Regions from separate parts of the Homo sapiens genome. Here region 1 is linked to region 2. A link is an interaction called in ENCODE POLR2A ChIA-PET data of the cell type or tissue named here. Cell type or tissue: OCI-LY7. All regions are shown on one strand.

What was found. Peaks named below come from ENCODE experiments on the same cell type or tissue, not always from the same donor. Only the 100,000 strongest peaks of a DNase experiment are listed, where the experiment ranks them.
Region 1: POLR2A ChIA-PET joins it to region 2 with 5 read pairs; 3 of 35 experiments call an interaction of 5 or more read pairs at or near these places.

The regions. Positions count from the first base shown.
Region 1 is chr2:207,833,838-207,836,337 of GRCh38, forward strand. All of the region lies in intron 7 of PLEKHM3 (pleckstrin homology domain containing M3), which reads right to left. Among named protein-coding and RNA genes, the nearest start is that of FZD5, 65 kb to the left of the region's middle. In OCI-LY7, no CTCF peak of the experiment used is centred here; no DNase peak of the experiment used is centred here.
Region 2 is chr2:207,657,361-207,659,860 of GRCh38, forward strand. No RefSeq gene overlaps it. Among named protein-coding and RNA genes, the nearest start is that of LINC01857, 3.8 kb to the right of the region's middle. In OCI-LY7, no CTCF peak of the experiment used is centred here; a DNase peak (open chromatin) is centred at 1,221; H3K4me3 peaks cover 453 bases; H3K27ac peaks cover 2,165 bases.

The DNA.
Region 1 (2,500 bases), 180 kb after region 2:
GTGTCACCTGCTGGCTTACGTTCTTACCAACCAATAAGGTCCAGTGTAGTGTACTTATTCATTTAACTTTCACAAGTACGTATTTTAAACACATCATTTGATTAAAATAGTTGAAACCACTAATATTAATATTAACCAGTGATTTCTGTTACTTCTAATGGCAAAAATCGCACTTGCTTTTGCACCAACCTAAATGGAAATCATTTAGAATATCATTTAAGAAGTCAATATCAGTGACGCAATGCTGTGCATCACTGTCACTCCCTATCAACTCACTCTGATTTTTCTCTTTCTTTTTTTTTTTTTTTGAGACAGAGTTTTTGCTCTTGTTGGCCAGGCTGGAGTGCAATGGCACGATCTCAGCTCACCACAATCTCCACCTCCCAGGTTCAAGTGATTCTCCTGCCTCAGCCTTCCCAAGTAGCTGGGATTACAGGCATGCACCACTAAGCCTGGCTAATTTTGTATTTTTAGTAGAGATAGGGTTTCTCCATGTGGGTCAGGTTGGTCTCAAACTCCCGACCTCAGGTGATCCGCCCACCTCGGCCTCCCAAAGTGCTGGGATTGCAGGAGTGAGCCACCGCGCCCAGCCTCTTCTTTTTTTTTTTTTTGAGATGGAGTTTTGCTCTTGAGGCTGGAGTACAATGGCGCAATCTCGGCTCACCGCAACCTCCACCTCCTGGGTTCAAGCAATTCTCCTGCCTCAGCCTCCCAACTAGCTGGGATTACAGGCATGTGCCACCACGCCTGGCTAATTTTGTATTTTTAGTAGAGATGAGGTTTCTCCATGTTGGCCAGGCTGGTCTTGAACTCCTGACCTCAGGTGATCCACCTGCCTCGGCCTCCCAAAGTGCTGGGATTACAGGCGTGAGCCACCGTGCCCGGCCTGACTTTTCAATTCTACCTAAAAGCCGTCTTGGTGGTGCGTCTTAGTCCCATTTATTTGCTCTTTGGCCAAGAACCTCTGGGCTGTTTCTCTGTGGTATTTTCTGCTTCTTTATGTCCTACCTGGGCCATCTAACAAAGCAAAGCTAAAAGTTTTACATCTACTTCATAAAATAAATTGCTTTTATGCAACTGTGAAGCAGTTAGGTTTCAACAACTTGTTTTTTTTTTTTTTGAGACGGAGTTTCACTCTTGTTGCCCAGGCTGGAGTGCAGTGGCATGATCCCAGCTCACTGCAACCTCTGCCTTCCGGTTTCGAGTGATTCTCTTGCCTCAGCCTCCGAAGTAGCTGGGATTACAGGCACCCGTCACCATGCCCAGCTAATTTTTTTTTGTATTTTTAGTAGAGACGGGGTTTCACCACGTTGGCCAGGCTAGTCTCGAACTCCTGACCTTGTGATCCGCCCGCCTTGGCCTCCCAAAGTGCTGGGATTACAGGTGTGAGCCACCGTACCCTGCCGGTTTCAACAACTTCTGCAATAAAAAGGAGACCAATACTACTTCAATGGGGTACTTACTACAGAGAGTAGACCTCAGCTTGAGTGAGGAGCCCCGAGTCCTTGGCGCAGGTTGGCCTTGGTGTCACAGGGGTCTTGGGTAAGTTACTTTATCTCTAAATCTCACTCTCCACAGAAGTAAAAGAGAAGCTTGGGTTAATCTAAAGTTTCTTCCAACTTGCAGATTTTGTGCAGGATTTGGGGGCCGGGGGAGCTACTCTGGGTTGTACTCTCCTCTCTCCAAATTGTCTTGCTCCAAGGTCTGTGAGTTAATGAGTAGGAACGTAGTTTTGGTACCTCCCCAGAGAGTCTCAAACTCATAAGCTGGGACTGCATGAGATGAACCTTAAGATGTAAAGCATTACTTTTTATTTCATTTATTTGCATTGATTAATCAAGCTATGAAATAGCTTATATGAACTAGTATATATAGCTCTGACTCAGGAATTTGGCCAAAAGGAGCTGAGTTTGCCCCTATTTAATAAAATTTCAATTAAAAATTAAGGGTTCCTTTTTTAGCCTTCTCCCAATCCTTATCAGTGCCTCTTCTTCCCAAGGGAAAAAAACATAATTGTTAAATGTTGTCAAGTTTTTTGGGGGGATGGGGATGAGGAGGGCCAGCTAGAGATGACAGCCATTTACCAGCCTATGTGGAAATATGTTTGTGTTTTAACTGTTGGGACAGCTGCACCAGAGTTAACTGGGTGCATGTCAACACTGGATACACCACAAGACATGGGACCAGGAAGGGAGGACCAGAGTTCAACTTCTGTGGATGCTCTTGTGAGCACTCCTAATTATCTGTGTGTGCCCTGACGAACTGGTCCCCTTCTTTGGGATAGGAGCAGGGGAACATCTCCCCCATTTTGGGGCAGCATAAATCTCACTTTGAATTTCAATAAATGCATCATATGCATGCCTGTAATCCCAGCTACTTAGAAGGCTGAGGCAGGAGAATCACTTGAACCCAGGAGGCAGAGGTTGCAGTGAGCCGAGATCATGCCACTGCACTCCAGCCTGGGCGACAGAGAGAGAGTCTAAAAAAAAAAAAAAAAAAG
Region 2 (2,500 bases):
CAAAAACAATTTGGCAAAAATGTATCAAGAATTTAAAACATCTATTCCATTTGTCTCAATTATATACATATGCACAAACAGAGCTAAAAGAAATGCCCCACCCCTTGCCAAGTCAAGGTGTTAATGATAGTTATTTCTTGGTGATGGGATAATAGGTAGTTTTTATTTTGGAATTATATTTAAAAATTTTATAACCAGTGAGAAAGTATTACTCACTGATTATAGCTATTTTAATCACTGAAGAATATTTATACAGGCCGGGCACAGTGGCTCATGCCTGTAATCCCAGCACTTTGGGAAGCCAAGGTGGAGGGATCACTTAAGGTCAGGAGTTCGAGACCAGACTGGCCAACATGGTGAAAACCCGTCTCTACTAAAAATACAAAAATTAGTCAGGCGTGGTAGCGTGGGCCTGTAGTCTCAGCTAACAAGGAGGCCAAGGCAGGAGAATCGCTTGAACCCAGGAGGCGGAGGTTGCAGTGAGCCGAGATCACACCACTGCATTCCAGCCTGGGAGACACAGTGAAGCGCCGTCTCAAAAAAAAAATACAAAAAAAAAAGAATATTTATGGAGAATTTTAATAAAACAAAATATTCACAATATGTAGTAAAAAACACTATATTTTATAAAGAATATAATAGCAACTAATTTTGTATGTATATAACTGTGTATATGTATAAATATATGATCATTCACCTAATAAATACATCTGCTTAGCAAGGCCTAAAATGAGGAACAAGCAAATCAAATCTAAAACCAAGTTAGCATTTTTGGAATATGTATTATGTGTTATTTTTAATTTCTGGTTTTATTTAGTTTTTCATTTTTTTAACACTGAGCTTGTATTGCTTTAATATTTAAAAAAATACTATTACACAATCAATTAGAAAAAAATCTCTGCCGAGCATGATTATATCATACATGTGTTCACTGCACTGTTGCAGATCCCTCACTGCACTGTTACAGATCCCATCAAGTTGTCAGCTTCCTCATTATAAAGTAAGGGGATTTGGCCAGGTGCAGTGGCTCACGCCTGTAATCCCAGACTTTGGGAGGCTGAGGTGGATCGCCTGAGGTCAGGAGTTTGAGACCAGCCTGGCCAACATAGTGAACACCACCCCCGCCCCACAGCCTGTCTCTACTAAAAATACAAAAGTTAGTGTAGTGGCAGGTGCCTGTCTCTACTAAAATTAGTGTAGTAGCAGGTGCCCCATCTCTACTAAAAATTCAAAAATTAGTGTAGTGGCAGGTGCCTGCAATCCCAGCTACTCAGAAGGCTGAGGAGAATTGCTTGAACCCTGGAGGCGGAGGTTGCAGTGAGCTGAGATCGCACCATTGCACCAGCCTGGGTGACAAGAATGAAACTTTGTCTAGTCCCAGCTACTCAGAAGGCTGAGGCATGAGAATTGCTTGAACCCAGGAGGTGGAGGTTGCAGTGAGCCGAGATCGCATCACTGGACTCCAGCCTGGGCGACAGAGTGAGACTCTGTCTCAAAAATAAATAAATAAATAAAAATAATATTATATAATATAATAAGGGGATTATATTTGGTGTTCTCTAAGACACCTTCCAGCTCTAAAATCCTCTAAGTCCATGAACCATACAGCAGACATCTAGTAAATAGTTATTAAAATAATGGACCAGGCTGGGCACGGTGGCTCACACCTGTAATGCCAGCCCTTTGGGAGGCTGAGGCAGGTGGATCACTTGAGGTCAGGAGTTCGAAACTAGCCTGACCAACATGGTGAAATCCTGTCTCTACTAAAAATACAGAATTAGCCAGGCATGGTGGTGCATGCCTGTAATCCCAGCTACTTGGGAGGCTGAGGCAGGAGAATCGCTTGAACCCAGGAGGCAGAGGTTGCAGTGAGCTGAGATCACACCACTGTACTCCAGGCTGGGCAATGAGAACAAAACTCCGTCTCAAAAAAAAAAAGGAGCATTCTATTGTAAGTCTCAGAAGACTCCAACCTTGAGGTGTCAAGGTGTGGTAATCAGAGAATGGCCTTGGCATTAAGGAAACAGCTGGAATCCTGGCTGTGTCTCACTTTCCTCATTTGAGCAGTGGGGATAATAACACCTCTCTCAAAAGACTGAAAAGGAACTGAAATGTAATCAGTCTGCAGGCCTTGTGTGTTGGCTTGCATGGAGTAGATGCTTCATACATGATAGTTTTCTCCTCAATAATCCAAGGCTTGATCTGTCAGATTGCACTGAACCATCAGTTTGCAATCCCTGGATCTAAGCTCCCCTTTTGGCCCCCCACATCTGGAAGTGGAAGGGTCCCATTTGTGAGGACTAAGTGATATTTAGCTTTGGGATGTTGAGACGGGGTTCCGGAGAGATGTGCGTGCAGCAGCCAGAGCAGCCAGGGCAAGTCCTCTGATCCCGAGCACAGAGAACAAGGCAGCAGGGTCAGCCGGGGCAGGGGTGGAGGAGAAGCTTGGTCCTGTGTCTTCCTTCGCGCCTGCTTGTCCACCCACCCACCAAACTTTCTT